Regions from separate parts of the Homo sapiens genome. Here region 1 is linked to region 2. A link is a loop called in an ENCODE intact Hi-C map of the cell type or tissue named here. Cell type or tissue: K562. All regions are shown on one strand. Links, peaks and the distances in the headings refer to the core of each region. The heading gives the core; the rest is flanking DNA. Region 1 overlaps TACR1 (tachykinin receptor 1). Region 2 holds the start of LOC124906026 (a long non-coding RNA gene).

What was found. Peaks named below come from ENCODE experiments on the same cell type or tissue, not always from the same donor. Only the 100,000 strongest peaks of a DNase experiment are listed, where the experiment ranks them.
Region 1: a loop joins it to region 2, with 3 times the contacts of the local background. A loop is called at or near these places in 13 of 110 quality-filtered maps.

The regions. Positions count from the first base shown.
Region 1 is chr2:75,065,241-75,080,910 of GRCh38, forward strand. All of the region lies in intron 2 of TACR1 (tachykinin receptor 1), which reads right to left. Among named protein-coding and RNA genes, the nearest start is that of MIR5000, 18 kb to the right of the region's middle. In K562, for the core only: no CTCF peak of the experiment used is centred there; no DNase peak of the experiment used is centred there.
Region 2 is chr2:75,601,071-75,616,740 of GRCh38, forward strand. LOC124906026 (a long non-coding RNA gene) reads left to right here and starts at 7,594. Exons shown (of 3, transcript XR_007087115.1): 1 at 7,594-8,271; 2 at 12,781-12,938. In K562, for the core only: a CTCF peak has its summit at 8,205 (motif pointing left); a DNase peak (open chromatin) is centred at 8,211; H3K27me3 peaks cover 2,435 bases.

The DNA of each region.
Region 1 (15,670 bases), core at 5,050-13,049, 540 kb before region 2:
GTGCCCACCTCCCAACCCCTACATTCCTTACCATGTCATGGTGCAGTTTTCCAGTATGTGGGGTGTTTTGTTTTAAACCACTGTAGCATGAGTTTTGCAAATCCCCTTGGAATACTGCAACCCTATTGAGGACAAGGCTGCATTTTATATGTGACATTTGCTCTGAGTATCAGTGGGTACTGATACATGTTTTGCTGATATAATCCACCCACTCTCAAACCCTCTAGATGGGTCTTAATTCTATTGTGTTGTGCTCTGCTTGAGGTTGAGTTAGCTGAGTATCGCATCGCCGCAGTGGAAGGCTTTTTGCTGGGTGGGTAGGCAGGGACAGATCTGGGATGAGCTTCTCTCGATGCAGCAGCTGGAATGAACACTGGGCTGGGGTTGGGGGTTGTGGGAGACGGATTGGATACATGCAGAAGTGAAGCTTGTACTTTATCCTTCTGTCACGCACTCCAAATCAGCTTATTTTTGGTGGGACATTGTTTAGAAACTGCTTCAATTGGTGCCAACGGATATGAGTAAACATTTCTTGATATACGTAAGTTACACCATAAATGTGGGTGTTGGTTGGTATTTTACACTTCCTCTCATCTCTCTCTGGAGTTTGAAAAAGCACTTAAAATAATCAAAACAGTTTTAGTCCCAATAGCCTGTGACTAATAGCCATCCATGTCTCTAAGTCTGGACTAAGCATCCAGACTCACAGCCCTGATGCTAAGTGCCCATTCTCTTTGCTGTGCCCTGAAAATATGTACTCTCAACAAGACAAATCTTAATACAGCCACTACTAACAACTGGCCAGGAACCTTTTCTTCTGAGGAAATTTATTATCAAGTGTAATACAATGTAAATAGCTATCGGCTTAGAAGATGTAGAAATTTCATATTTTCTACCTGCAGTAGTTTCATTGTAAAGGTGTTTCTGGAGAGTGGATTCCACTTCATCTCATTACCTCTGGGACTTTGGGTAAAAGAGAGATATTGCTAACCTCCTTTCAACAGGAAAAATTAAGGTGTAAGGAAGGTAATTGCCTTGTTCAAGTCACTCAGGGTTGAAATGGGAATAGAAAACAGATCAGTCCTTGTCTCATTTCAGCCCTGTGCATTTCTTTCTCTTTCTGCTCAGATGAGCTAAGAAGAAGAATGGATAAATGTCACTCAGAGCGGGGAAACCACAGTTTTTCAAGAATGAACAAATACGTCAAGCACAAAAATTATCTGCAGCATTTTATAATGGCAGATAATTTATTGAAAAATTGTGTAGCTTAAAAAAGCAGGCCCAGGATTGAAATTCATCTAGACGAGTGACTGGAATGCGGCCAAGTCTTCGATTCCATTTCATGTTTGGATTCATTCTTGTATTTCCACAGCCTGTTCTTGTCTTGAACCCTGAGCCCAGAGAGACTCTCGGTTAACTGAAATATGTGGGAAAGACAAACACCCTACTTTCTTTTCTTAGCCAAAAGTTTCCCAGCATAGACAATAGACCATTATGCCATGAGGCACATAGACTGCCAGTCTACAGTTTCCATTAACAAATTGGGCAATGCAATTTATGTGTCTCACAAGAAATTGTCAAGGATACTACATTAATCAATTTGAAGTCTGTTGTGAATTGTGTGTGAGAGGACAAACATTTAATGTGGGAGTGATGACAGATTTTTCTACCTCCCCAAGGCATCCAAAGAGAATCTAATAATTTCTGGACTATCTTTTATGCAACCTCCTCGTCTTACAAAAAAAAGGTCTTTATTGCTGGAAGAAAAGCTAAGCTAATCTATGCAATTGAGACAGAAAGTCTATGCAGATTGGATGAGGGAGAGGAGGTTTTGAATGGAGAGGGTCCGAGGGGAGCAGTGGGAGATTATGAGAGCAGGAGGTTAGCTAAGACAGGGACTTTTTTTTGATAGGTATTGTGGTGGACAGTTGTTTGGGGCACTTTTTAATGGAATTTCTATTTTATCACTTTTGCTAATTAAGCCAGGCTTCCTCAACTTCACAGTTCTTAGATGCTGAATCATGCAGATTTAGGCTTTATAAAGGCTTCATATATATTGTTAGCAAAGTCACCTGTTCAGGTTTGGGGCCAGCCGTGTGTTGAGGTAGCATCTTCAGTTATGGGCGAGGAACATGGGAAGAGGAGGCTGCATAGTTGCTGCTAGGCCCCATGGGTTCAGCTACCCAATTTTTCATGAACCTTCTATTTTGTACTAGGTGCTGAGGATATAATGGTGAATAGAAACGACATGGTCCCTGCTTTTGAGATGCTTGAAGTATAGTGGGGAAGACAGATAATAAACAGATACATCAGCAAATAAATATAAAATCATAAATGTTGCTAAGTGAATAGAGGAGCCAAACAAGGGGAGTGGTAGAGAGTACCAGGGGTGTCCACACAAAGGACTCTGTTAAGGTAATGTTTAACAGAGACCTGAAGTTCAAAGCAGCGACGTGAAGGGTGCAGTGGTGGGTGCCCCATGCAGAGACAAAAGCAGGCACAGAGGCCCTAAGGTCCAAATGTGCTGGGCACATTGGAGAAGCTAACAGAATGCCTCTGTGGCTTGAGTGGAGGGGTTGAGGGGTGAGGGCCATGAGATGTGGTGGGGGCCACAGCCTCTAGGGTCCTTAGGCCATGCTGTCAGGAGCTGGGCCTGCAAAGTGCCAAGTAAAGTCACTGAAGGGGTTAGGCAGGGTGGGATATGATCTGGCTTTGATTTGGTTAGACATGCAAGCCTGGGCCCCGGTAAGAGGCTGCACTTTCATCTGGGCAAGATATAATGAAGACTGGGACTGGAAGGGTGTATCAGTCAGGGTTCTCTGCAGAAACAGAGCCAATAGGAGATATCTATGTCTATGTCTCTAAGTAGCTATTTATCTATCTATTGAGATTTATTTATTTTAAGAACTTGGCTTACACAACTGTGGGGGTTGGCAAGTTTAACATTTGCAAGGCAGGCTGGTAGGCTGGGAACTCAGGTAAGAGTTGATGTGGTCTTGAGGCAGAATTCCTTTCTTTCTAGAAAATCTCAGCATTTGCCCTTAAAGCCTTCAACTGATTGCATGAGGGTCCCTCACATCATGGAGGGTAAGCTGCCTTAGTTAAAGCCAACTCTTTGTAAATGTTAATCGCGTTTACAGATACCTTCACAGCAACATATGGACTAGGGTTTACCAAGTAGCCTTGCCCAGGTGACACGCAAAATTAACCATCATAAGGGCACAGCTGGATGGAAAGAGCTGGGAAAACCCAGGGCATGATTTGGAAGCATTCTAGTAACAATAATAATAACTACCACTACTACCACCATAAACATATTAATAGCTGACACTGATACAGTGTTTCCTATATGCCAGGCTCTCTTTTAAATTCTTTACATATATAACCTCATTCAGTTCTCCCAACAGCAATCTCTGTGTTACAGATAGTAAAACTTAGGTACAAACATTGCAGAGTGCTTACAGACTTCCCTTAGCATAACTCGGGACACCACTCACAGAGACTATTGGGTAAATAGCACCCCCTTGAGTTGTGCAATCCACTTGACCCTGAGAGACAGTTTAAGTAACTGGCCCAAGAATTCTCCATTGTAGAGATTAGTGTTGTCCAGGATGGAAAGAATTATAAAACTGTATGGGAAGGAATGCCATCAGTATGGCATACATACTTTTTAAAATTATATGTACATGATACTGTTTGGCTGTGTCCCCACCCAAATCTCATTTTGAATTGTAGCTCCCATAATTCCCACTTGTCATGGAGGGTACCTGGTGGAAGGTAATTGAATCATGGGGGTGAGTCTTTCCTGTGCTGTTCTCGTGAAAGTGAATAAGTCTCACGAGATGTGATGGTTTTATAAGAGGGGGTTCCCCTGCACCAGCTCTCTTGTCTGCCACCATGTAAGATGTGACTTTGCCACTCCTTTGCCTTCCGCCATGATTGTGAGGACTTCCCAGCCATGTGGAACTGTAAGTCCATTAAACATCTTTCATCTATAAATTACGCAGTCTTGGGTATGTCTTTATTAGCAGTGTGAGAACAGACTAATACAGTATATACATATATATGTATATGTATATCTATATCTATATATGTATATATTTATTTATTAATATAGTGAGTTTTAAAAAATGACAATTTTATTTTAGAATAATTTAGATTTACAGAAAAGTTGCAAAGATAAAACAGAGTTTCACAGTGGCTATTCCACAGCCAGTGCCCCCTTTTACTAACATGTTATTAGTGTAGTACATTTGTCACAATTTATGAACTAATATTGGCATAGTATTAACTGAAAGTCCACACTTTACTGAGATATCCTTAGTTTTTCTCTAATTGTTTTTCTGCTCCAAGATCTCACATTAAGTTTACTTGCCATGTCTCCTTAAACCCCTTTGGGCTGTGACAGTTTCTCAGACTTTCCTTGTTTTTGATAACATTGACTGTTTTGAGGAGTATTGGTCAGATATTTTGTGGACAGTCCCTTATCTGGAATTTGTCTGATGTTTTTCTCATGATTAGAATGGGGTTATGGCTTTTTGGGAGGAAGTGCCATTCTTATCACATCATATCAAGGGTACATGCTATTATTATTATTTATCACTGTTGCTTGATCTCCAGGCTGAGACAGCATTGTCAGGTTTCTCCACTGTGAAGACACTCTTTTTTCTTTCTTTCCATACTCTAATCTTTGGAAGCAAGACACCATGTGCTGCCCACATTCACAGGATGAGGAGTCATGCTCCTCCCTTGAAGACAGATATCTGTATGAAATTTTTGGAATTATCCTGTGTGGGAGGTTTGTCTATTCTATCTCATTTATTATTTATTCATTCATTCCTTTATATCAGTATGGACTCATGAAATTTATTATATATTTGGCATTATAATTCAATATTATGTCATTTATTTTGCTCTAATTGCTTCAACTTTGGACATTAGAAGCCCATTCAATTGACCTACCCCCAACATTGTATGTATGTGTGTGTGTGTATGTGTGTGTGTGTGTGTGTATGTGTGTGTGTGTGTGTTTTGAGCACTTCTTTTCTGGAAATACAAGGTACTTCAGGCTCATGTAAGTGCACTGCTTCTGTCATAGAATCAGCCATTACTCTAAGGAGCCCTGGTTCCTTTTATTGGAGAATAAAAACCACCATCTAGATGCTGGGTGGTACAGAGCCTTGTTAACTTTTCTAAATGAAATCATGTTGATTATGCCATTTCTTCCCACATGTATCCTTCAGAGTGAGTAAAATTATCCTATTTTACATAAGAAGAAACTAAGGAAATGGCCTCCAAAGGTCACACAGCAGACCTCGAACCAGACCCTAAGCCTCATGGCAACAAGCCTCAAGTTTCTTCTAGCCACGCTTTTATTTTCTGCATTGTTTCTCCTGTGTGTCTCTGGGTAAATTTCATGGGTTCAAGAATTTTTACTCATTTAATTCTCATAACAACCAGAGAAGACATGTACTGCTATATCCTTAGCTCTACTTTGCAGGTAAGGAAGCTGAGATACAGACAGGTAAGCAGGCTATGCATAGCCATGCATCTGGTGAGTGGCAGAGGTCAGACATGGACCCAGACCCTCCAATTCCATGGGCTCCATGTCCTAGTCCTCTATGGCAGGGGCCGCAAACTATGGCCCCAGTTCAAAGCAAGTCGCCATCTGTTTTTATATGGCTTGCAAATTAAGAATGGTTTTTATATTTTTAAATGACCAGGGAAAAAAAAACAAAGAAGAATATTGTTTTATGGCATGTAAAAATTACAAAATTCAAGTGTCAATATCTGTAAATAAAATGTCCTTGGAACACAGTCATGCCCGTTCACACTAAGTATTGTCTGTGGCTGTTTTCGTGCTCTGGTGGCTGAGTGGAGTAGCTGTGGAAGAGACTGTAGGACCTGCCAAGCATCAAATATCTACTACTTGGCCTCTTAGAAAAATGTGTTGATCCCTGCTGTAAGGGAAAAATCTAAAGTCATCCTCTTAAAACTGTAAAGGGAAGGGGCTGAATTACAATCATTATAGAGGAAAGCAGCCTAGGCTGGGCCCAACTCTTGCCAATGCTGTGCCTTCACTGGCCTTATTTAGGCTATTGGGATGCCCTCCCTTCTCTGGCACCAATCCAAATCTTATCCTTCTTCAAGGTCCATCTTGTGCTGCTGGGAGATTCTCTGAACCAGTATGGTCTTCCTAATCCCTTCCCGCTCTCATATCCCAGAGTATTCAACATCGACTTACATTTTCATTAACTGATGCCTTGTGCAGTTCTTCATTTCGTGCACATTAGCTTTACTTCCAAGTGCTCTGCAGGCTCCTATAAACCAGAGACCTCACATATCTTTCTTCTCCACTCCCTATGTTATCAACCACAGATTAAGTTTTCTAAAACCCTGCTCTGATCATTGATACAAATGACCTTCCTGTCCAGGCTTCCAATTGCCTATGAAATTAAGCACAAACTCCTTAGCACGACAGTTAAAACTCTCCATAATGTAATTCCCAACCTTAATTCTTACTACTTAGTGCCCAGATTAATGCTTGGCATAGAGTGCCTGCTCCATCAATGCTCCCTCCTGCTCTCCCTCTCTTTGCTATCTCTCATGCCCTTGCCAAACTGGAAGAGAGAACTGAGAACAAACCACTGGGTTTGACAATTATCAGGTCACTCATGAGCAATTTCAGTGTCGGGATGGAGACAAAAGCCAGATAGCAGGAACTGAAGGAGTACGTACGTCATGAAAAAAATAACTGCAGCAAGCGTAGCATAGATGTTTGTTTGTGCTAAGGAGGGACTGGAGGAGTGGCAGCCAGGAGGCCAGTGTTTAGTCTAGGGGGAGCACAGAGTGGATTTGTGGGTGAAAGACAAGGAGTCAATGGCACCGTGAAGTAGGAGTTAGTTAGGGTCAGCTCAGGAGGAGCAGGAACAGGGATCCAGGGCACAGAGGGAGAGAAGGGAAGGAAAGAAAGAAAGGATCCAGTTTCTGTCTTCTCAGTGAGTCTGATGTGAGTCGTCTGCCAGGTCAAGGATGCAGGACGGGATTAGCGATCTGAGACCAGCCACAAGAAGGCAGCTGATGGCATCAGTAAGAGAAGTGCTGAAAGATCGCCAAGTATCATAATCAATATGGCCACAACTAGCCTGGTTTCCCGTCTTTTGCTGGCATTCCTTGGAGACCCAGATGTGAGAGGGAAGAAAATATAAGGAAAATATAGGGCAGAAAAGTTGAGGTTGGGGATCGTCCATGAGAGCATGAAAAGCCCAACTCTAACCCTAACCCTAACCCTAAGCCTAACCCAAACTGGGCATTGGCATTGGCCAGATTAGTAGGGTCGCAGATCACAATCAGATATGGCACCTGGAGGGTTCTTTGGTTGATTCCAGGGCTTCCTGGCATCAGACTCTGATAGCCTGAAGGGCATGTGCACTCCACTCCACAGTGAGGATCTGAGTGTCAGGAGGATGGATATGCTTGCCCTGAGGGCACCCAGCTCTGCTGCCTTGCACAGCGCCTGGCACACATCTGGTGTCCTGGAGGTGACTTAGGAGGATGAGACCAACTTCAGGACTTTTTTCCTCAAATCTTCAAGGTCTATGGTTCCAAGTTTTCTGCGTTTTATGGAAAATGTTTAAACAAAATTTGAGGATTGATGTAGATTTTTTTCAGTCTCTTATTCTGCCAGATAAAAACATTAAAAAACTAAGCTGAGCTAAACTAAACTAAACTAGACTAAACAACTATTGTCATCATCACCACATTCATTAAATACTATCTCAACACCAGAAAACAAATAATCTCAGCAAAAAAGTCAGATTTTTAAATATAGAAACCTCTCTATATAAGAGGAAAACCTCACTACTCACAGGAATAGGGACCCGGTGTTTGGAAACCCCTGAGAATCTATAGTCACCTTCCAGAAGAGCTACAGCACAGCTGACTTCATTTCCACCTACTCACAATCACCCTGATTGGAGCTTTAGGTGTTCCTAAACCCAGCAGTCTAATTTTTACAGAGAAGCTCCATTTTAAAGACAGCTCCCACATCTTTTGTGTGTGGACACTCTCAGTGGAATTCTCACACAGTCACTTTATTTCTAAGAGGAGAAGAATGGAGTAGTAGGTGGTGACTACCTGGTGACCAGGGCTTAGAGCCAACTTCTTTGGACTGACATCCCCCTTCAAGGGAGTAAGTGTGTGTGGCAAGGGGACCATACATGAGGTTGGAATTGGCTGGTAAGGTAAGGAAAGGCAGCAACTGGTTTGAGCCCTGTAACTAAGTGGCACCAAGGCCAAAGAGGGAAAGAAAACAAGAGGGAATAAAGGAAGAGAAGGTGAAGGTCAGGATTTCCTTGGCTGGTGTCAGGTGTCGGGTGGGCACCCACTGAGGCTGGTCTGGCAGGAGGGGGCAGTGGGTCTGGGGGGAGGTGGGAGCTGACAGGAGGCTCCTCTGTCTGGAGACCAGGCACAGAGAAGAAAATCCTCCTGCCATTTGCCGGGAAACTCACTCACTCTTCTGGCCTGTGATGAGGCCCTGGGCAGATTCTCCTTCCTATAGCCTCACATAGGAATGCCACTTCTCACCAGAAGGGCTGTTTCTGCTGGATAGGGTGAGGCATTACTTTTAGACATTTACAGAATATGTTCTCCTCAGCACAGCTGTGAGGCCCTTTCCTACTCAAGGGCTGTGAACCTGAAGGCAACTCCTCAACCCCTGAAATAGAACTGTGGTGGTACCTACCCCTCTCATTCTGTGCATTGCCCAAATCAAAAATGTATCTTGATATTATATAGTATGGTTATGCCTGAGATAAAGCATACATACCAGAATTTATGTTTCTACTTATTTTTAAAAAATACTTGTTATGTAATACTATTTACGAAATGGAAATGAAAAATCAAAATATTTTCACAAGCGGGGCAAGCTGTAACCTGTGCTCCTGGATGCCAGCTCTACTCACCAGGAGCATCAAGCTCATTAGCAGGGTGAGAAACTGAGGCAAGTGGCAAGTGTTGGCTGTGTAGTTGTGACTTGTTGCAAAGGAGAGAAATTGACAACAGGGATTCCTGTCACTTTAATTCCCTGAAACTTCAGCCTCTAGCAAGAGCTCTGTTAAACCTGCTTTTAGACATAGGCATCTATCTGGAGCCCCTGGGTCTTGTAGGGAATGCAGAGCTCAGATTTCATGTCCGTATAACATGGCCCTACAGCATGTGGCTCATTCTCCCAGGAAGATTGGCCCTAGAGCTTGTTGTGTCAGCTTTGAAATGTCTTGTTAAGATGTCACATTTCCCCAGACTGGGGAAATAGAAACTTTAAGAAGAGCAGCTAGTGAGGAATACACTATAATAAAAAGTAATATGACCCAGATTTTTCTTTTAAAGTGAGAAAACTCTTTCACTCACCTTAGCCATTAAGGAATGGCCCCTGAAGGCAGGGATTTTTTTTTTCTTCCAGGCAAGAAGGTGGCTTCAGATCATAGTCTATAGGCTGCCTTCTGCCATGGAGAAGGCAGTTGTGTTTGGGTTGTGTGTGTGCATGAGGATTAGGCTCTGTGCATGGAATAAAGCATTTTAGTACTAACAGGGTCAGGGAACATCTATGTGTGTAGCGTGGGTTGGTAACCAGCTGGTCTTGATTTACCTGGGGTTTTCCCAGTTTCAAAACTAAAAGCCCCACATCTAGGGAAACCCCTCAGTTCCAGGAAAACCAGGATGGTTGGTCACTTTAGATGTGGAAGCACTGAGAACCTGCTGTCATTTTCCCTCACTGGCATGTGACAGGGCTTATCATCCACTATTTAAGATCTATTCTTTTGAGTCCAGGAATTGTCCCATGTTAAAATGCAGGCAGCTTTAAGAAGAGTGACCCATTAAACCATTAAAGCTGAGAAGCGGCATTCTACACAGCTGATTATTCCCTCCTGCTTAACTGTCTCTTTCCTCAGGGATATACAGATTAAGACCACAATAGGATAGCATTTTACATTTACTAGCTAGGGAAGAAATAAAAAGTCTGACAATACCAGGTGTTGGTATGGACATGCTACAACAGGAACTCTTATTTACTGCTGGTGGGTGTGTAAATTCGTGCACCTACTTTGGAAAACAATTATCTTACAAAGTTGAACATGTGCAAACCCAAATGAATTTCACTTTAAAACATATGTCGGAGAGAAGCTCTTGTACTTGGGCCTCAGGAATCATATGAAGAGAGGGATTCTATGACCTAATAATGCTTTAGTTCACAAGATGGGTGTTAGGATTACTTGTTTCAAATTATTATTATGTCCCATACTTACATATATGCTATATACATTCATTTGTAAAAATAAAAATATATGATAACTATTTTAGGAAAATAAGGCAGAATAAATCAAAATATGTCAATGTTCACAATAAATGTAAAAACTAAATTCATCAGTTAAAGGACAGGGATGATAAGAATGTGTTTAAACAGCAACAATAACAACAAGAACAAATTCAGCTAATTGCTGTTTGTTAGAGACATATGTGAAATGTAAAGACTCAGATTAAAAGTAAAAGGACAGAAGAAGATATTTTAAGCTAGAAGTAAATATGTTAACATCAGACAAATGACGTTAAAGCAAAAATAGGAATATATAATCTTAATGTCCAACATTAGGAATTCATAGTTTTTACAAAATCACCATAAAGCTATAACTTGTTTGAATCTACATAACATGTCTTCAGTGTGTATAAAGCAAATCCCAACAGAATTAATAGAAGAATTGGACAAATTCACAACCATAGTGGGAGATTTAAACACAGCATATGAATGGCAGGTTTGTGCTTTGATCTGCCTTTGCTGCTTATTCTGTCCTTTCTTATTTTCTACTGGACTTTAAGCAAGTCTCTTCCTTCTGTTAGACCTTAGTTTCTTGCACCTGAAAAGAGGGAATTGGACCAGATGGGTGAGGACTCCATGAAATAACCATACTCCCATGCCAGTCAGTGCCTGGAAAAAGCCTTGTCACATGATGGATGCTTCTGAGACCAGTGGCAGCTGGCGCTGTTTACTCAGCATGTCCCAGGAGAATCCATCACCTGTTGTCTTTCCTGAAAACGCCACTCTCAAATCCCCCTTACTGATTGCAGGCAGCTTTGCACACACAGAAGCTTATAAACCTTTTTGTCAGCTCAAGGGCCAACAGAGTGAAAACTCATAGACCCAGCTTCTTGGAGCTACATGTTTGGTTTGTCTCTCAGAGTCAATTAGGAGGTGAGAGAGGAAGTCAGTATAGACTGATTCCACTGGCGGGCTGACACTAACAGGACATGCATGCTTGGAAACATGGAAGGGGCCATCTGTGAAAGCTTGGAGTACAGCTTCCCTAAATGGTAATTTCAAACGCAGCATAAAAAGATGAACTGGGAAATGCTAGTTTGGTAACATGGAGCCCGAGACCAGGAGTCAGGAGCCTGGTGCTGGTTTTCTGGACCTGACAATCACTGGGGCAACGTTAGCCAAGGTGCTGCTTGTCTCTACATCTCTTCCTCATTTCTGAAGTGATGGGATTGTGTTCTAACTTCTGAGGCCTTCGCATCTTCGGTAAGGCCTGAGAACTCTAAGTTTTGGTAGGATATCTCTTTTGTTAATTGACTTTTTTATTCAGTAGGAAGGGGGAAGTGAGCTAAAATTTACCAGGTGCCTACTAGCTTCCGCTTTACACAGGTAATTTCATGTAATTTTCACCACACATCTATTATTATTATTATCATTTGAGACAGAGTTTCGCTCTTGTTGCCCAGGCTGGAGTGCAATGGCTCGATCTTGGCTCACCGTAACTTCTGCCTTCTGGGTTCAAGCGAATCTCCTGCTTCAGCCTCCTGAGTAGCTTGGATTACAGGCATGTGCCACCATGCCTGGCTAATTTTGTATTTTTAGTAGAGATGGGGTTTCTCCATGTTGGTCAGGCTGGTCTCGAATTCCTGACCTCAGGTGACCCACCCACCTTGGCCTCCCAAAGTGCTGGGATTACAGGCGTGAGCCACCGCACCCGGCCTATTATTTTAATTTTACTGATGAGAACAGAGGTTCAGAGAGAGAATACTTTGGACAGTGGTGATTTGAACTCAGGTCTTTTAAAACTAAGGACTGCACTGTTTGTACTATAACCACCTTCTCCAGTGGGTAGGACACCTCCAGTAAGAAGTTAGATGGACCTACTGTGAATTTTCATTCCTGTAAGGTAGACTCTTCCAGAAGAAGCTGAGAGGAGAGGTTGTTGGTAAAATCCACAAGTATCTGATAATTGATGTGGGAACAACACAATACACAAACATCCTGGTAAATGATGCTTAGCAGGCTATCCTGAGGCAGAAGCCTGCAGGTAACAGGTCAGTGTCTGCATTCATTAATTCCTGTGTCCATTTATTGAATTTTTTTGGTGTTTACTGTGGATCAGGCCTGAGATGCTGGGGTAACAGTGATGAACAACACAGACCAGCCCTCCTGTCTTGTACTTCAAATCTACTGAGAATTTAGGGGCATCCTTGGGAGTATGGAGCTGTACCCATCCCCAGATAAGAGGTATAAGGGAAGGCCCCCAGGAACATAACCCATTAATGATCTTTTCCTCTTTCCTTTCTCCTCCAATTTCCCAATTTTAGTCAGTCCAAGCTCTGTGTTCATCTCATTTTCTTCCCATAATCAAACTTAAATCAGTGAGCTCAAGTTGGAAAGCTCATTCATATCTATTGCATTACCTCTTCTGGAGAATCTGCATTTTAACCTAGGACTCCTGAGATTGAATTAACCACTTCTCTACTGGCGTAACTGCTATTACTGCAGCAGGACGGTGTTTCAAATCAAGAGTGAGGGGGTGTTCCCCAGATCACCGAGGTAGGTCTCTACTACCATCATGGAGGTCTAGAACAGTGGCACAGAGCTTACCTGAAAGAGCTGTGAAGTGTGACGATTTTGACTACAATACTTAGCTGAATTATGAGCCTAGTTCAGTGCCCCCATTCAGATTCTATTTGGGCTCTTGTCTCTTTTGAACTTGGAGTTTTGCATGTTTTTTTTTTTTAAGTTGCATGACCTTGAGTGATTTCTAAACTCTCTGAATCTCAACTTATGTATCTGTAGAGAAGAGATTATAGCCCTCCTCACAGGAGGTTGTGAGGATCAAATGAGATGATTCATTTAAAGAGCCTAGCACAGTACCTGCCTCATGGTAGGAGCTAGATAAAAACTTAAAATTATTTAAAATAATAAGAGTTTAATTTCTATTAGTCTCTACCTTGTCTCTATTTTATTATTTTTTTCTTTGTATTAAGATACTCTTCTTCTAGCCAATATATCCAATGGCATCTTTGTTTGCTCTCCCATGTTCCACCTGAACCTACTCCAGTCACATCATTTGTGCCATTTCCAACATCATGGGGGTAGAACAAACACGAAACTGTGCCCTTGTAGGAGTGTATTCAGGGAAACCAAGAATTTTCTTTGCATCAGAAGAGCAAATAGTAATTCTAAGTGGTTTTCAAACGATGGATATTCCAGGTTTATTTATTCCTTTTCTGATAATCATTCTGTATGCAAAATGCTGAGCACCATGATCCATCTTTTGTAGGTTCTGGGTGAAGAGAGCTTTCGTTGCTTTAGACCCCCTTTTCCTACTCACTCTCCATCTAGTCACAAATCCTGAAGAGTCTCAGTATTTTAAGGGAAAAATATGACAAAATATTCTCAAGTTCAGGTAAAGTAAACATACACTCTGGCAAACACATCGAAACATCAAAATCCTGTCTGTGCTTGAGGTCCTACCAGTGCTGGGGAGCTCACCACCTCACCAGGCAGCCTATACCATTAATTTCCAGGAGTAATTATTCCTGAAGTTGCCTTTATATAGAAGCCACATGATATACCTTCACATCCCTTCCATTCATTTGTCCTAATTTTGCTCTCTGGAGCAACCCAAAGTAAGTCCCATGCCTCTTCCATGTGACAGCTTTTCACTCTCTCTTTCATATACTTCCCTTCCTGTCCAACACATGGCCGCTGCTGTAGGGTTGCTATCATTTTGAATGAGCTACTATAATAAGTTTCCTGAGCATGTCTCTCTGTGTGTAGTCTTTCTCCCTTCCAACCCATCTTCCCCATTCGTGCCAGATTTCTATTCCCCAAACCCAGTTACTTTCTACTGGTTAAAGTGTTAAATTTGGCACTTGGGCCAGTGCTGCTGCCTGTGGTGTCCTCCCTGCTGTCCACTGGTAGCCCCACCATGCCCAGTCTGTCTTTCTTGATTTCCCTCCTAATGTAACCCTACACCAGTGGTACCCAGTGCTATCTCCAGGCACCATGGACAATTTGTTGCCAAAAATACCTTGTGATTTTCTGCCTCCTTGATTTCACTTGTTCCATATTTATTCTTTCTCTTGAAGGTTCCCCCACTTCACCCTCTGTGTTCAAACTGGATTCATTTACATCTCAGGAAAAGTCCAAACTGTGCATCTAAACCTAATGCCTTTTTTTTTTTTTTTTTTTTTGGTCTCACTCTGGAATGAGTCATTTCCATTCATCCTCTGAGAGATTGCTCTGCAGGGGGTTAAACCAGTCGTAACAATGTTCTGGAGTATTGATCCCATGTTGGTCTTTGGAGTTATCTGGGGAAGAAAGAAAGACTGCAGGTGGAGAAACCACCATACTGCCTCAGCAGCTGTGTCACTCTGGGCAGGTTGCTGCATCACAAGGTACAGAGAAGTTTGGCAGAAACTAATTTTGAAATAATTAAGTTGTTCTGTCCACAGATCATAGCACTAGAAGCAGTTACCCTCCAATCTTGCAAAAGGTTATTATATATCTATTACTTATACTTCGAGATAGTAAGATTGAGATAAGGTTAATTGTTACTGAAATTAGAAATCTAAATGCAACTAGAACTTTCTAATTAAGTTGGTGTAAATATTTAAAAGAGTATAATGCACATTTCAAAGGGGTGAATGCTAAACGTCCCTTTGAAATGTGCTGAGGAAGAGAAATGCAGTGCTCAGTCACTCCGTCCTGGAAAAAGGTTGGCTCTTCAAGAGGCAGAACTCACACAAAGCACATGCATGACAACACACATGCACACACACATGCAGGCATACACACACAACCATCATCTCTTCACTTGAGCATCTATCGCCATTGGTATGCTCAAAAATAGCTATTTATCTGGATTTTTTATTCCCACAATCACTGTCCCATTGGGTCAGTTATAGTTAGATTTTATAGTCTTCCTAGATCAGAACTTTGGAAACATATTGAATTGCCCATTATATAAGAGCATTATTAACTGGCTTAGGAACCTGATGTCTAGAGCCATCACTTGGTTTAGGGGGAAATCACCTAACTACAGAGGACAGAAGATCAGAGCCTTCATTCAAGCTCTTCTATTCACCAATCTCATGAGCTTAAATAAGTCTTTTATCCTTTCCTATTTCCAGGCAGGGTTAGCAGATCCATTGCCTACTTCCCAGGCCTGTTGTGAGGATATATAGAAATAACTGGTGTGAAAATACTTAGGAAAGTTAAAAAATGCACCCAAATATTATTGTTGTTGATGTAATTATTACTCAGTTATTACCCTATTAGCTGATAGATTAGCACATACAAAAGAAATACTTCTTAAACCATCTCCACCTGGGATGGGGATAATTG
Region 2 (15,670 bases), core at 4,598-12,597:
ACCTGTCCCTTGAGCCCTCTCCCCCATCTATCCAAGGCCTCCTGGACATCTTCCCCCAAAGGTCCCATGTCCCTTCAAACTCGAACTTTAAACTGTTATTAGGTGTTGAATTGGTACCCCCTCCCCAAAAGATGTGTTGGAGCCTAACCTGTACCTGTAAATGTGACCTCATTTGAAAATAGGGTCTTTGCAGATGTAATCAAGAAGTCATTAGGGTGGTTCCTAATCCAATACATGCCCGGTATCCTTATAAGAAGAAGAAAATGTCATATGACATTTTGCAAAAATGCACAGAGATGCACAGAGAGGCTGTGTGATGACAGAGGCAGAAGCTGGGGTGATGCAGCTGCAAGCCAAGAACACCAAGGACTGTCGGCCACTGCCAGAAGCCAGGGAGGAGGCCGGGAAGGAAGGCTTCTCCCCGTCAGGTTTCAGAGGGATTACGGCCCTGCTGGCGCCTATATTTTGAACTTCCAGCCTCCAGAACTGTGAGAAAAGAGAAGATTTATTTTGTTTCAGCCACATAGTTAGTGTAACCTTGCTATGTCAGCCCTATGAAATGAGTGGCCGAAGCTGAGTTCATTTTTATTTTTCTCAAAGTGCCTTCTTTTCCAGTGTTTCTTATAATAAATGAAATGAGTTGCCAAATCAGAAATGTAAGGGTCATTTTTATTCTCCATCCCACCACAGCCCATCAAGCACCCAGTCATGTCAACTTGATCTCCTTTGTACTTCGCTAATCTTTCCTTGATTGAGCTCACTTCTGTCTCTGCCCTGGTTCAGACTGATAACTTCATCAGGAGATTGTAGAAAACTCCTTTCTTTTGTGCCCCTGGCCAATTTCCCTTTATCTGACATCATCTCCTATCCCCACCCTAACCCATCTTTATTTTGTCAGTGTGATCCAAAGCCCTTCATGTCACACCGTTGCTTAAGTCTTTTTTCAATAGTTCCCTGTGTCTACCTTCAATATAAATTCTAAACCCATGGGCATTACCTGCAGGACCCTACTTGAATGATTTGGTTTCAGTATGATTGCTTCCATTTATTATCCTTCATATACTCCTTTCCTCAACCTTGAACTTTATTCTCAAGCAAGACTAAATTTCTTGAGATTTTCAGAATACGTTCTCTTTGCTCTTGCAGGAGCTGGTCGTTATGCCAGAAACATCACTCTATCCTCTTATTTTCCTGGTAAATATCTATTCATCCTTCAGGTCTTTGATTAAGTGCTTTCTCAGTGGTGACTGCTTCCAGACTTTCCCCAGGCTATTTTGGGTAGGTTATATTCCCTCTGTTCTATGACAGTAATTATCTTCTTATACTGTAACTAGGCTGTTTACATGCTTGCTGCTGCCCTACACAATTTTAAGGGAATAGACTGTGGGGTTTCTTTTTTTGCATCTCTAATGTTTGGCATTCATTTCTTTCCTCTTTCATTTATTCATTCAACAAATATTTGTTGCATTTAGCACCTACAATTACCTAAACATGTCTTTGGGAACACCATGAGGAACACTACGCCTGCCCTCCTGGAACATACAGTCTAATTTGGAATAAGACTAAAGTAAACAGGTGATCACAAGGAAGCCAACAATACCACCAAGGAGATAGGTACAAGCTGCTATAGGAATAGGTAGGGAGTACCTTGCTGAGCCTCAGAGATTCCCAAGGTGGATGAGGTTAAGGTGTATAAGAGGGCAGCCTTGTGTCAAGAATGCTCCTGGTCCTGTACAGCTGGAGAACAGAGGGAAACGGCAGAACAAGGGAACGGCTGGTGCCGCACGGACCAGATTCCAAGGGCCTTGTAAGTCAGCTAAAGAGAGCAGACTTTATCCTGAGGGCCCAGTGAGTCATAGGAGTGTTTCAAGTACTTTGTCCTTTTTTTCCCTTTTAAATTGCCTGTATCCAATAGCTTTTAATTAAAAAAAAAAAAATGCTTGTAATAGGCAAAACAGCCAAACATAGAGAAACAGGAAGTTTAAAATCACTTCTTATTTCTATGTCCTGAGGCAACTTACACCGTTAAACTGTGCTTATCCAAATTGGTATAAATACATGCAAACACAGAACAGACATGTGTGTTGAGTTTTGTTTTGCTTGTTCAACATTTTTATAACGATTGAGTCATAGTATACACATTTTCTCATAACTTGCTTTTTTCATTTAATATAAGACTAGCATGTCTCTCCATGCATAAACATATATATGTAATATATAACATATAGATTCACATGTTGAGAATATGTGTGTGTGTGTGTGTGTGTGTGTGTGTGTGTGTGTGTGTGTACATTTTTTTAATAGGATCTTGCAATTTTTCCCAGGTTGATCTTGAATTCTTGGACTCAAGCAATCCTACCACTTCAGCTACCCAAGTGAGTGGGATCACAAGCACCCACCACTGCAGCTGGCTCATGTGAATATGCTCATAGATCTAACTCATTCATTTTTCTTTGTGATAACTACAGGATAGCCCACAGCATGGAATTACCATGCTTATTTGGCCATTTTATTATTGGTGAATAATTGTGCATTGCCCAATATTTTGCCACAGTGAACAATGCTACTGTAAACACCCTTGTCAACATATTCTTGGGTACTGATGACTTTATATCTACTGGAATGACTGCCCGCAATAGGGTTCCTGATTTAATGGGTGTGCATTTTGAGCTTTAACAGGCATTGCTAGATTATTTTTCCCTGGAGACTTGAGTACTTCACATTCCCACTGGCAAGATATAAAAGTGCTCATTCATAGGATGTTTCTGGTCTTTTTAATTTTTGCCCAATATGTGGAATAAAGAACTAAATTTTATTTTCTCTAACTTCTCTATCCCATCTAAATCTTTATTTCCTCTTTTGTGAATTGCTTGTTCATATTTTTTCCTGTTGCTTTTGGCCATTTCATTACCAATTTTTATGAGCTTTGGGTAAGTTAAGGATCATATCCTTTCATATATGCTGCAAATGTTTGTCTGAGACTATAGCTTGTCTTTTGACTTTGCTTATAATGTTTTGTTCTTGTAATTTGAAAAAAAAGTGAGAAAATATGTCATTTGTTTTCTCCTTGTTGGATTTTGGGATTCTTGCTACCATTAAATTTATGCCCTCTATGCCAAAGTTATAGAAACTTTCCACTAGATTTTCTTCAAATCCTTTGTGTTTACTTATTTACATTTATATCTTTAACCAAAACCCATCTCACTTTTTTTCCCCAGATGAAGAGCCAATTAGGTCAGCACTATTTCTTGAATCAATCCTAACTTTCCTGCTGAATTGAAATGTTGTCTTTATCAAATACTAATTTTGCAAACATACGGTACCCATTCCTGGATTCTAGCCTGTTCCAGTGGACCACTTGTTCATGTGCCAAAACATATTATTTTGATGAAAATCACTTTATCTTAAATGTCAATATTTGGTAAGGCAAATGTACCCTATTTTCTTTTTCAGAATTATCTGCCAAAGTCTACAAGGCTATATGACAATATCCCACCACAATTATGCTTTTTAATTAAATTAATCTTGTGTTTCAAAGAGGAAGTGGCTAAGAGTCTTAGCTAACCCTGGATGGCTATGAATGAACACCCAGTCATTCATGCAAGCAGAGTCACCCCAGGTGCCCTCGCTCACAGTCTCACATTCTCATTCCTGCACACTAAACGACTCAAAAGTCCTCCGGAGCTCTGGACCTTGATAGCTATTCTCCCCTTTCTTCAAAGTCCCAGGGTCTTCTCACCCAGATCCCAGGGGCCTTTCTGCCCCCTGCCATCCTCTGACAACTCTGTCCCAGGCTAAAAATAGCTGCCCGCTTGGGGCTTTCTTCTCCTTTAGGCTCCTGCTATCTCCAAGCACAATGGGGTAGAGGACCAAATCTGTGCACCCTGATAACTGCTCTTCTACGTTTCTGCAGCTGCTTATGAGACATCCATGTGCCAGACTCCTCTCTAGCCCAAACTCTCCTTCTAGTAGTTGTTTCCCTGCTTGTAGACTACCCTTTGGTTCTCCCTAGGACACCACTCCTGATCCTCCTTGAGATGGACTCAGCCCTGACCTCCTCCTCATAGGTACTGCTGATGGCTGGAGGAGAAGGATAACGTCAGAATCATGGTGCTATGGGTTGAATTGTATACCCCTAAAATTCATACATTGAAATCTAACTCCCAGTGCTGCAGAATATGATCTTATTTGGAGATAGAGTCATTTCAGATTGAATTAGTTAAGATAAAGTCGTGGTGGGGTGTGGTTAACCAATATGACTGGTATTCTTATATAAAGGTGAAATTTGAACATGGAGACATCCACACAGGGGGAACACCATATGAAGATGCAGGCAGAGATTAGGGTGACACTTCTAAAAGCCAAAGAATGCCAAAGATTGCCAACAAACCACCAGAAGCTAAGGGAGAAGCAGGGAACAGCTTCTCTTGCATAGCGCTGAAAAGGAACCAACCCTACTGCTACCTTGATCTTGGACTTCTAGCCTCCAGAACTGTGAGAAAATAAATTTCTGTTGTTTAAGCCACACAGTCTGTAGTACTTTGTTGCAGCAGCTCTAGGGAGCCAATACACACAGCAACCCAATGCAGATGAAGGTGGGCTGCCTTCCCCCACCTGAGCCCTTCTCTCTGTTTTTTGCTGGGGTCACGTAGGGAGTCAGATCACAACAAGCTTCAAAATGTGTTTTTGGTTAATAATACTGGCCCCAGACTCTTGCCTGGTATGAAGGTTTAGCAGAGAAACTCAGGCTCCCATTGCCACCCACAGCCTGGTCCCCAGGCAGAAGCAAGCCGTGGGCTCTGCCTTGCCAGTTGGGAGCATCGTATCCAAGCTTTGGTGCTTCAGCAGTAAACAAGCAGTTAGCAACTGCTCTGCAAGCTATCCAAGCGTGACATGCTGAGGTTTCTATGACTTATCCTCTAGTGCCTCCCCCACTGTCTGTCATTCCCACCACACAGGAATCCTGACTCTTCTGACCTGTGGGCATTCATTAGGACTGTGGCCAGTTGTTCCTCCTGATGCCCTAGTGCCTAGCTCAGTGTCTGACCCACAGTAAATGCTCAATCTTTATTTACTGGATGGGTGGATAGATGGACAAAGGTACAGGAGACTCTTTGGACTAAGCTTTCTCCAGTATGTGATTCAACCTAGCAGAAGAGAGGGCGTTACCAAGAGGAGCTTCTAGGAACTGAGTCAGTCATTGAGTTGCTGCAGGCATGCATTCTTGCCATGTGGACCCTGGATTCTTTCTCATTCTTTCTGGGCTAAAGGTTGGCTTCCAAGTTCCTTTCCACTAGTGCGCCCTCCTGGCGGCTCTTTACAGCCAACTTCACACAAAGGAGGTTTAAACAGCATCTGGCAAGTCTCCCTGGAATTCACAACCAGCTTGCTCCACCCCAAAAATCTACCAAATACTTCAGACAGAACTCAGAGTGGAGGCCCTGCATTTAAAAATGGATCTCTTTTCCTGAGGCATCCACACCTCCTTCTTTTTAGAAAGCACAAGCTCATATTGAAACAGCCATCCCAGAAAAATGTGTGGAGGGGAAAAACAAAACAAAGCAGAACAAACTACAAAACAACAACCACAAAAATATTTGGAGGTCTCCCTGTCCTTGTGTTCCAGAAAGTTCGATATATGGGGATTGCAGTGGGAAGAGCAGTTGCCAGCATTGTGGAGAGACTTCTAGAGACACAGGGGACTTGAGAGTGGGAAATGGCAAGAAAAGTGCCCTGAGCCCCGGCCCAACTTGGCTCTTAAAGAGAACCCCACCATTCATTAACTGGCCCTAAAACCTGCTAAGTGAAAAAGTAAAATAAATGAGCTCATTAAATCCGGAAGGAGGGAAGACCTGGAGGCTTAACCAAGGAAATTCCCAACACCCACTTAGAAAAACAAGGGGGTTTTAGGCTCAGTTAGATTCATGGCCAGGAGTGGGGGCTGGCCCCCAAACAAGGAGGTTGAGTCATGCTGAACCACCATGCAGAGCTCGGCCATTTCCAGCTCTGCAAACAGGAGCCTGGATAGGGAGCTGCTGCTGCTTGTAGTGTGGCGGGGATGGTCAGTGTGGTTTACCAACTCAAGTGGTCCACATCCTTAGTCAAACTCATGGGGAAATCAGTTGAGAAATATAGTGGGAAGTTCCAGGAGCATGCAAAGTTCTTGAGAGAATTATGACTTCAACCCAGACTGCGGTAACTGCCTGTAACAAATACAGCCTGAGATTCGGCTTAATAAAGACTGTTCATCATGTACCATCCATTCCTCCCCGATTTATCACTCACTTCCTGAGGACCATCTATGTGCTGGCGCCATGCTAGATGCTGCCCTTTCAGGCCTAACTTGTTAGTATTGCTCCCATCGACCAGTCCAAGTTCCTATTCATGGTCCCTGCTTCACCCATGACCATAGCCCTCTTTGGTTGTGGGGTTCTGCAGATTCCCTTCAGATCTCCTTGTTCTTGAATGAGTGGAACTCTGATGATTCCTGGCATCTGCTCTCGTCTTGGGTAAAAGATTCCCCTCCAGGTGTGGCAGCCCCAGGCCTACACAAACAATGACTGTACCTAGAATAATACCTGCTGTACTGATGCATGGGCAAGAACAATGGGAATGCTGAGGAGAGAGTGCCTAACCCCATGTGTGTGTTTGCTGGGAGGCATCAGGGGAAGAAAGCCTTGTCCAGAAAAGGTGGCTTGTCAGACTTTCTGCAGGGGGATCAGCGTGAGAGGATGAAGGCACGGAAATGTCACGAGGACAGCCAGATGAACAAGAAACCCACCCACTGCCAAGGAAAACATATGGTCAGGTTTACTCTGTGCCCTTTGCTCCTACCCACTGATTCTCTTTCCCCAGGGGCTGCACGTCAGATCCATTTTCATGACTGACATATTCAAAGTTATCATTTGTCGAAACTTGAAATCTCACAAGGAAATCTCCTATCTGGTGAGATCCATTCCCAACTACCTTCTCTTTGCCTTCCTCTTCCAACATGGACACCATTCTCAGAGGCAACATTTAATTGTGAGAAGAGAATGAGTTTTAGAGTCTCAAGATCTTGAATCCCAGCTCGGCTAATAACTAGCTGTGTGACATTGGACTAGTTACTTAACCTCTCTGAGCCACGTTTTCCTCGTGTGTAAAATAGGTATAATAATATTTTCCAAATGGTGTGGTCATGAGGATTAGAAATAACAGATATAAAGTGCTCCTCAAAATGCTTTGCATATAGCTTATGTCCAAGGACGGCAGATCATGTTATCTGATTGTGAGCTGGATTGTCTCACCCTAAGAACCCTCTGCTCCCTTCAGTGACTGGCTGCTACTCAGCGAAGGAGGGATGTGGCTTAGTGCCTGTCATGACAGCTGGGACTCTCTGTGACTTCCATCTCTGATGCAAAAACACTGGGTTCTCCACTCTGCATCTCCATGGAGTTTACCCTTTGCTCTTAGAAGCTTTAAAAACTAATTGTCATGCATGAACAAGCTCTTGGAATCCAAAGTCACTTCCTTAACAGTCAGAAAGGTCAGCCTCCTACACGGCTTTCAAATGTGCTCCCAGAGGTCTACTCTGAAGGTCAGGGCTACCGACTGTTCTAGATTTCAAAGCATGTTAGACACATTGTTACTCTCTCTAAGGCAAGTGACTTACAAGAGGGGTGCTTGCAAAAGATTTAAAAATTAAATCTGTAGTCCCCTTTCCTGGTAAGAATAGCGCCAGCTTCTTTGGCTTGTAGACCAGAGGGAAAACCAGCCTGGCTTCCATGAGGGGTGCTAACCTGGGGGAGAGGAGAAGGGGCGGGGAGGAGGTCGAGCACCCTGGGATCCCCTAAGAGGTCACTGACGGTATTTTTCTCAGACGTCTAGATGGATAGCAAGTAGCTCTGTTGTCCAGGAAGGGGAGGGGGTAACAGGACCCTTTGTGTTTTGAGTTGAAAACAAAGGATCCCTGGGATTCATGGGAGCCTGCGCTGCCCTGGGGCTCCTGGGACGAGCTGGCACCTGGAAGGCGGCTGTGAAAGAAAACTGGCGGCAGAACTCAGCTGAGCTGCAACCTCGTGAGCTCAAGTGGGGGGTCACCCCTGGCTGAGGTTACCACTGAGGGAATGGGGTCATCCTCCCTAGAGAACCTCGGCGGCTGTGCGGGGATACGGACAAAAGCCGCTTTGTGGAAGACTGTGGGACCGTCCAACGGCGCCACCGTGTGGCGGCGCCGGGCAGCGGCAGACAGCGCATCCCGGTTCTCACACACACCTGGACCTTCTAAGACAGGTGAGTCTCGAGGAGATGCTGGTTTTCTGATCACTACTTGCTATGCAATTTGGAAAAATGAGAGAGATTTGCTCACATTTTCACTCCAAGTGTGTGGAGCAGCTGAATTTAGTCCCAGGCAGTAGTAGCCCCACGCTAAAAATTGATGACTTAAAGACAATTCAAATAGAATGAAATAAAGACTGCTTGAACATTAGGGATGTCCAGGCCCTGGGATGTTTCCAGGCTCCTGATTCAAAGAACAAGTGTCGTGTGAGCAAATGAGTGAACGAGGAAAGGAGTGAGTGAATTGAGACTTTCTGAATTGCCATCGGGAACCCTGTTAGGGTTTTCATTCCCACTGCAGATCTGTTAGACAGGACTTTCCCTGCCTCCACCAAGGCACAGGTATGTTCGAGTGTGAGACGGCTCAAAATATGTACAATTCACAAAAAAATTTCCAGGAACAGCTTAAACAATACTTGAACACTGTCCCCTACTTGAGAACATAGAAGGATCTGTATAAGCATCCATAGAGGAGGGAAGGGAGGGGAGCTGTGAGAGGTTCTTTGGAGTGCACTGTTGCCAAGTCCCCACTTCCCTTTGGAGGAGTGTGGAGGGAATGCCTCCTTCACTCAAGCCTAGTGAGGGGGCTTCCTTGGGAGCAGTAAGCGGCCTTGCACTGTGTTCCCACAGGCTGGGGACACAGAAAATGCGTGTCTGACTCACATTGAGATGACTGAGAGAGTCTGTGCAACGGGATAGACAATACTTCTCTGGAACTGGGCTGCACTCCCAGAATTCTTCAGAACAGGGGTGTGTGTTTCCCAGACCACGAAGAGGTGGGAAAGCCAGATGGTGCAGTTGCAAGACCTGCCTAAGAGCACAGCCTGGGGAGTTGAGGGGCCCCCAACAGTGAGATTCAGTGCTGAATGGGCCATCATTGAATCAGGGGTTTAGGAGTAGAGGAAGAAGACATCCAGAAGGCTGAACGCACTGCCCACATCACAGAGCTGTGGTCAGAGGCACCGGCAGGGAGCCTCTAAAGAGCCCAGGAATGCACCACTGGAGAAGAAGCCAGCTTCAGATATCGGCCTTGCAAGCAGGCTCCATCAGACACAGGTCCCCACTGCAAGAGACCCTGCCCTTGTTCCCTAATGACCTTGCCTCCAGCCTCATTGCCAACCTTCTTTAGCAAGTTTGGGGAACATGAGCTGAGAACGAGATAAGCTGACCATTGTGTCTTCTCAGAAAGCAGGGTTTTCCATGCCTTCTCTCCAGCTGGAAGGAGGGGACGAGACTGAATGGTAATTTAGGTTCCCAATTAAGAGACAGGGTCCTGTTCTGTCACCGAGTGGTGTAATCATAGCTCACTAAAGCCTTGAACTCTTGGGCTCAAAGGATTCTTCCACGTCAGCCTCTCCAGTAGCTAGCACTACAAGTGCATGCCACTGCGCCTGACTAAATTATTATTACTTTGCAGAAAGGGGTTTCATCATCTTGCCCAGGCTGGTCTCAAACTCCTGGACTCAAGCAATCCTCCCACGTTGACCTCCCAGAGTGCTGGAATTACAGGTTCAGCCAGGTTCTGAGTTCTTACTATTACACAAACTAGTCTTTTATAGACTATTTGCAACTAAGTAACTGCAATATTGTTACAACCTGATTGTGAGCAGAAAAGCCAAGAGTCCAGGGCAAATACATTTTGAAAGGACAGTAGGAGGCCAAAACTAAAGATGGGTTTTGATTAGGACACACTTGCGTTTGTTCAACATTCAGGTTGTGGTATGTACAACAAATCTTTATCTGGAATTTTGTCTGTGCTGAGGCTTTGAAGGACAGAAGAGGAGAAGGAGAAGATAGATCCCCTACTTTACCACCACCGTCCTCCAACCATCTCCCACCACCATCCTCCAACCATCTCCCACCACCATCCTCCAGTCATCTCCCACCACCATCCTCCAACCATCTCCCACCACCATCCTCCATCATCTCCCACCATCACCCTCCAACCATCCCCCACCACCATCCTCCAACCATCTCCTACCACCATCCTCCAACCATCTCCCACCACCATCCTCCATCATCTCCCACCATCACCCTCCAACCATCTCCCACCATCTCCCACCACCATCCTCCAACCATCTCCCACCACCATCCTCCATCATCTCCCACCATCACCCTCCAACCATCTCCCACCATCACCCTCCAACCATCTCCCACCACCATCCTCCAACCATTTCCCACCACCATCCTCCATCATCTCCCACCATCACCCTCCAACCATCTCCCACCATCACCCTCCAACCATCTCCCACCACCATCCTTCAACCATCTCCCACCACCATCCTCCAACCATCTCCCACTACCACCCTCCAATAATCTCCAACCACCATCCTCCATCATGTCCCACCATCACCCTCCAACCATCTCCCATCACCATCCTCCAACCATCTCCCACCACCATCCTCCAACCATCTCCCACCACCATCCTCCAACCATCTTCGTGGTACCAGCCCCTCTCCAGTGCCTCATGTCTCCCCTCTGCTCACAGCCTGCCCTGCCTCTGTAGCCTCTCTAGCATCCATTCCTCTCTGACTTAGCTCCTTCATCCTCCCTACTGCTGCTGGGACAGATCAATCAGTAATCACCATCATCTGAAGTCCGTCTTCCCTCCCACCTCTCATCCTGTCCCTGCACAGAGTTGGGACCCTGCCATTATCTTCATGTTACAGGTGAGGGAGACCGGATCTTCTACCCAGGGTGGGCAATGACTTATGAATGCCGATTAGTGGTGTCAGAACTACAAAGGGTGTCTCTGGCTTGGGGTATATTCACTTAACAGAACACATTCCATTATTAAATCTTCTCTATCAATTGTTCTACTTCTCAACTGTTCACATTTCTTCAGTTATCAACCGTAGCCCTCGCATTTCTAACTCAGCACAGTGGGACGGGGTCCTACCCTGCACAGCTGAGGCATGACTTGCAGTTTAGAGATGAGGCCGCGGAGAAGGGGAGAGAATGAAGTGCCTTTCTGAAGCTCCTCCAGACCTACAAAGGCTCTTCTGCTCCTGTGTTCCATGTCCTAGTGAATGGTCACACTCTTACACCCAAGGGCCCAAGCCAGAACCCTGAGAGCTGTCATAGCTGCTGCCTCTGTCTCTTACCCCTCACATCATCAGCATCCTTGGATTCCCTCCCTTCCTCTTAGTTTCTGCTGCTTCTGCCTCAGCTCAGACCTCACCACTTTAACAAATACAGTAGCTCCCAAATGTTCTCCCTATATCAAATCTGCTCCCCTCACCCATCTGGCTCCCCATTCCAAGGAGTGTCCTTCCTAAGCATTCACTCAATATGCATTGACTGAGCAATCCTATCTGTTGGGCACTACGTGTATCAATGTCTAGTCGAGATGCAGGGGCCATGCCAGGGAGTTCAACAGAGGAAACTGAATACAAAGAACTAGTTACAATGGTGTAGGGAGAGCTGAAAAGCCAAGCAGGAGACAATGAGGCCAGAATTGGCAACAGCAGAAGCCCATTAACATCCCCAATGCTAAAGGGACAAAAGGAGGAAGATGGTGTTGTCAGAGCTGGAAGCAGTGGCCACTTGGCAGGAGCTTGAGCCTTGGAGACAGGGGTTGTCCAGTAGGAGCTGGAGCCTTAGAGGAGATGCCGTCATTGTCAGTGGTGCCTCTCGAAGCAGAGCAAAGGGGAGAGAAATACTCTGACCTTTCCCTTCCTCCCACCAGCACCTCCCATTGGCCAAACCCAGCAGGAAGCCAACCTGCAAGTGATCCTGGGAAATGTAGCTTGCAAGGGTGAGCCTCTGTGACGCAGAGCAGAGAAGCTGCGGGGATCTGAAAGCAAACATGGTCTTTCCAGGACATGCTCTGTGCTGGGAACTGGGGCGGAAAAAATCAAACTGGACAATCACAGCCCAAAGACACCCATAAGCTATACCAATAGTTCCAGTGCAGTGTGGTAAGGGATTAGGGATCTATGTGGTGCTGGGAAGGGCCTGCGGGGGGGGGGGGGGGGGGGGCAGATAAATAAAGATTCTCGGAGGGGGTGACATCTGAGCTGAAATGCAAAGGATGAATCAGTTAACCAGATGAAAATGAGAGTGGGTTTGGGAAGGCCATTTTAGGGTAGAGGATGCTTGAAGACAAGGGACAGAGAAAGATCACGACTTCTCCACAAGGAATCCTTTGGTGGCTCCTCATTGTGTATAGGAGAAAATCTAAGACCCTCTCCAGGTAGTAGAAGGCCCTGCTGTCTCCAGCCTCAGCTCCACCTCCAGTCTACCCCTGAGACTCTAGGCGCCCTATACTTCTGTCTGTGGACATAGTGCTCACTATTTCTTGTCGGTGCCTTTGCACAAGCATTTCTCACTTGTTCCCTGGTAAAGCTCAGCTCAAATGTCAACTACTCTGTGAACTTTTCTGATGTCCCTAAGTGAAGTTATGATCCTCTAAGACCTTTGTACATTGCACTTACACATGTATTTATGGATTTGTTTCTACAGCCGACTGCTTCCAAGGACCTATAAATAAGGTCCTTGAGGGAATGCCTTCATGTTTACCCTATGTATCCTTCATGCCTGCAAAGCACATGGCACAAAGTGGCACTCAGAAAATTGGAAGAGGGTGGAGAAAGGAGGAAGACAGGCAAGAAGCAGCCAAGGTATGTTGATTTCAAGGTCATACCACTGCAACTTTTGAAAATATTCATGTTTATGTTGGAACACAGAGAACTTTTCGAAGTTGTATTAAGATGTAAACACACCACACTTTTGTGAATATAAATTTCATCTTCGATGTAAATATTCTATGGTTTCCTTCAAGGTTATATTGCATTTCACAATCTACCCACATAGCATGACGAACTCGCCCTCAGGGAGATGATGTTTCCCTGGCATTTTCCTATCTCCGCCTGCTCCTAGAGGCCACTTCAGCAAGCTCTGAGATTTCACTGCACACAACCAATCCCTACCTTGCCAGGCTCCAGAAGGTACTTCTGCTTATCTTTTTTTCTTGCAAAACACCCAGATTAGCTTTCAAAATTGCAGCTAAATCTAAAGCAAATGGCTTATAAGAAAGGCAGAAGTGGGTCACAAATAATTATACCTGATTTGTCCCCAGCTGCCTCTACTCGCCACATTCTCCAGTGCAGCTTGGCATAGCTTCAGAGTTGTTCATTCTCTGGCCTAAATGTCCAGCAATAGGGCCTCAGCCAAATGAAGTGTGGTGCAACCACATGATTTAACACTGGGCAAATATTAACAATGGTGTCGAAGGTGCATGGTTACTGACATAGGAGAATGTTCATGATAGCCTCTTAAGTTACATACACATGACTTTTTATTTATTTGAGACAAGATCTCCCTCTGTTACTCAGAATGGAGTTCAGTGGTACCATGATGGCTCACTGCAGCCTCAACTTCCTGGACTTAAGCGATCCTCCCACCTCAGCCTCTTGAGTAGCTGGGACAGGTGTGCATGTCATCACACCTGGGTAATTTTTTTTTTTTTTTGTAGAGACAGGGTTTCACCATGTTGCCCAGGCTGGTCTCAAACTCCTGAGCTCCAGAGATCCTCTTGCCTCAGCCTCCTAAGGTGCTGGGATTACACGTATGAACCACCGTACGCGGCCACACATGACTTTCTGTACAGAAAAAAAGGGCTGAAATACGCACACCAAAATGTTTGTTTTTCTTTATTCTGTACTCTTCAAAATTTTTAATAATAAGCAAATTATATGTGAAAAAGTAGTAATTTAAGATTAAATATATATATTTTAGTTAGTGAGTCATGGGTCACCTTTACATATATTACAATTTGAGTCTGGAGGCCTAAATTCCTCACTTTTATCACCTTTCAAAGTGCCTCTTCTATTTCAAGACTTAGCACAATTGCTCCATTTCTGGGGACCTTTCTTGCCCAACTAAAATGTTATTTGCGAGCATTCCCCCAGCCCACTGACAACCCCTACACTCCAGCAACCACTATAGGGTATTGTGATGGTTTCCTCGTAGCAGAGTATGAGCCCTTTTGAGGGAGTTATTCAGCTCCTTGTCCCCAGGTCTACTTGACACATTGAATAAATGAATGACCCAACACTTTGATGTGTGGCATTGGACACATCCTCACCCCTCTATAAATCTCACTGGCCTCATCATTAAAAAGGGCATAAATGCGCCCATTCCAGGAGTAGCTGTAAGGATTAAACAAATGTTTTGTGCAGCAAAGAACAGTGTAGAGACATAGTGGTCCTCACAGGAAGGGCAGATGTGAACATCAAGCCTGGAGTCCACACCACAGGTTTCTTCTTCCTGCCCCTGCTCTGGGCTATTTGCTAATAAGACAGAAAGTTCACTTTTAAAATGACTTTGTACAAGCAGTAAAGAGGACTTGTGTGTATGTGTTTTTATCTTGTGTTAAATAAGATTATGAGCTGGGCGCAGTGGCTCATGTCTGCAATCCCAGCACTTTGGGAGGCTTGAGCCCAGGATTTAAAGACCAACCTGGGCAACATTGTGAGAACTTGTCTCCATGAAAACTAAAAATAAACTGTCCACTGTGGTGGCACATGCTGGTAGTCCCAGCTACTCAGGATGCTGAGGTGGGAGGATCACTTGAGCCAGGGAGCTTGAGGCTGTAGTGAGCTATCCAGCCTAGCTGACAGAGGGAGACCCTGTCTAAAAAAAAAATTAGTTATCCTTAAGCCACCAGCTCTCCTGAGAGATCCCCACTGGAGGCAGCCTGAAGGGTCAAACCTTGGTCTTTCTGAGCCCCCACATGGTTTGGAGAACTGGGTTTTCCCAAATACTTCAGGGTGCTGTTTTGAGCAATAAAACTGTTTTAATTATTTTGAATGGAAAGCTTTCTAAACTGTGTAAATTTACACAACATTGTAAATGAGTTTTCTAACCATTGTGTGTCAAGTTAGGCTCACTATGTTTTATCTTTTTAGGTATTAACTTCATATACAAATCGTAATGTTAGCTAATATTTACTTTGGCCTTGGTATGTTTCAGACACCATTCTGAATATTCTATTACATTGGCTTATTAAGTCTTCATAACATTTATAGAAAATAGGTGCTATTGTTACTCCTGTTTTCCCAATGAGGACACAGGTCCAGAGAAGTTAAATGAGGTGCTCAAGGCCACAAATCACAACATATAAACCCTAGCACCATAGCTCTGGAGCCTACATGCTCACACTACACTTCAGCTGTCCGATCAGCATTATGCAAAGAAAAGTACATGACGGAGTGAAGATCTGGGTGTGGGTAGTGCATTCATTTCTTAGAAATGAAGTTTCCATTTTGTAATGAGCATATATATATATATGTGTGTGTGTGTATGTATATATATGTATATATATGTGTATATATGTATATATGTATATATA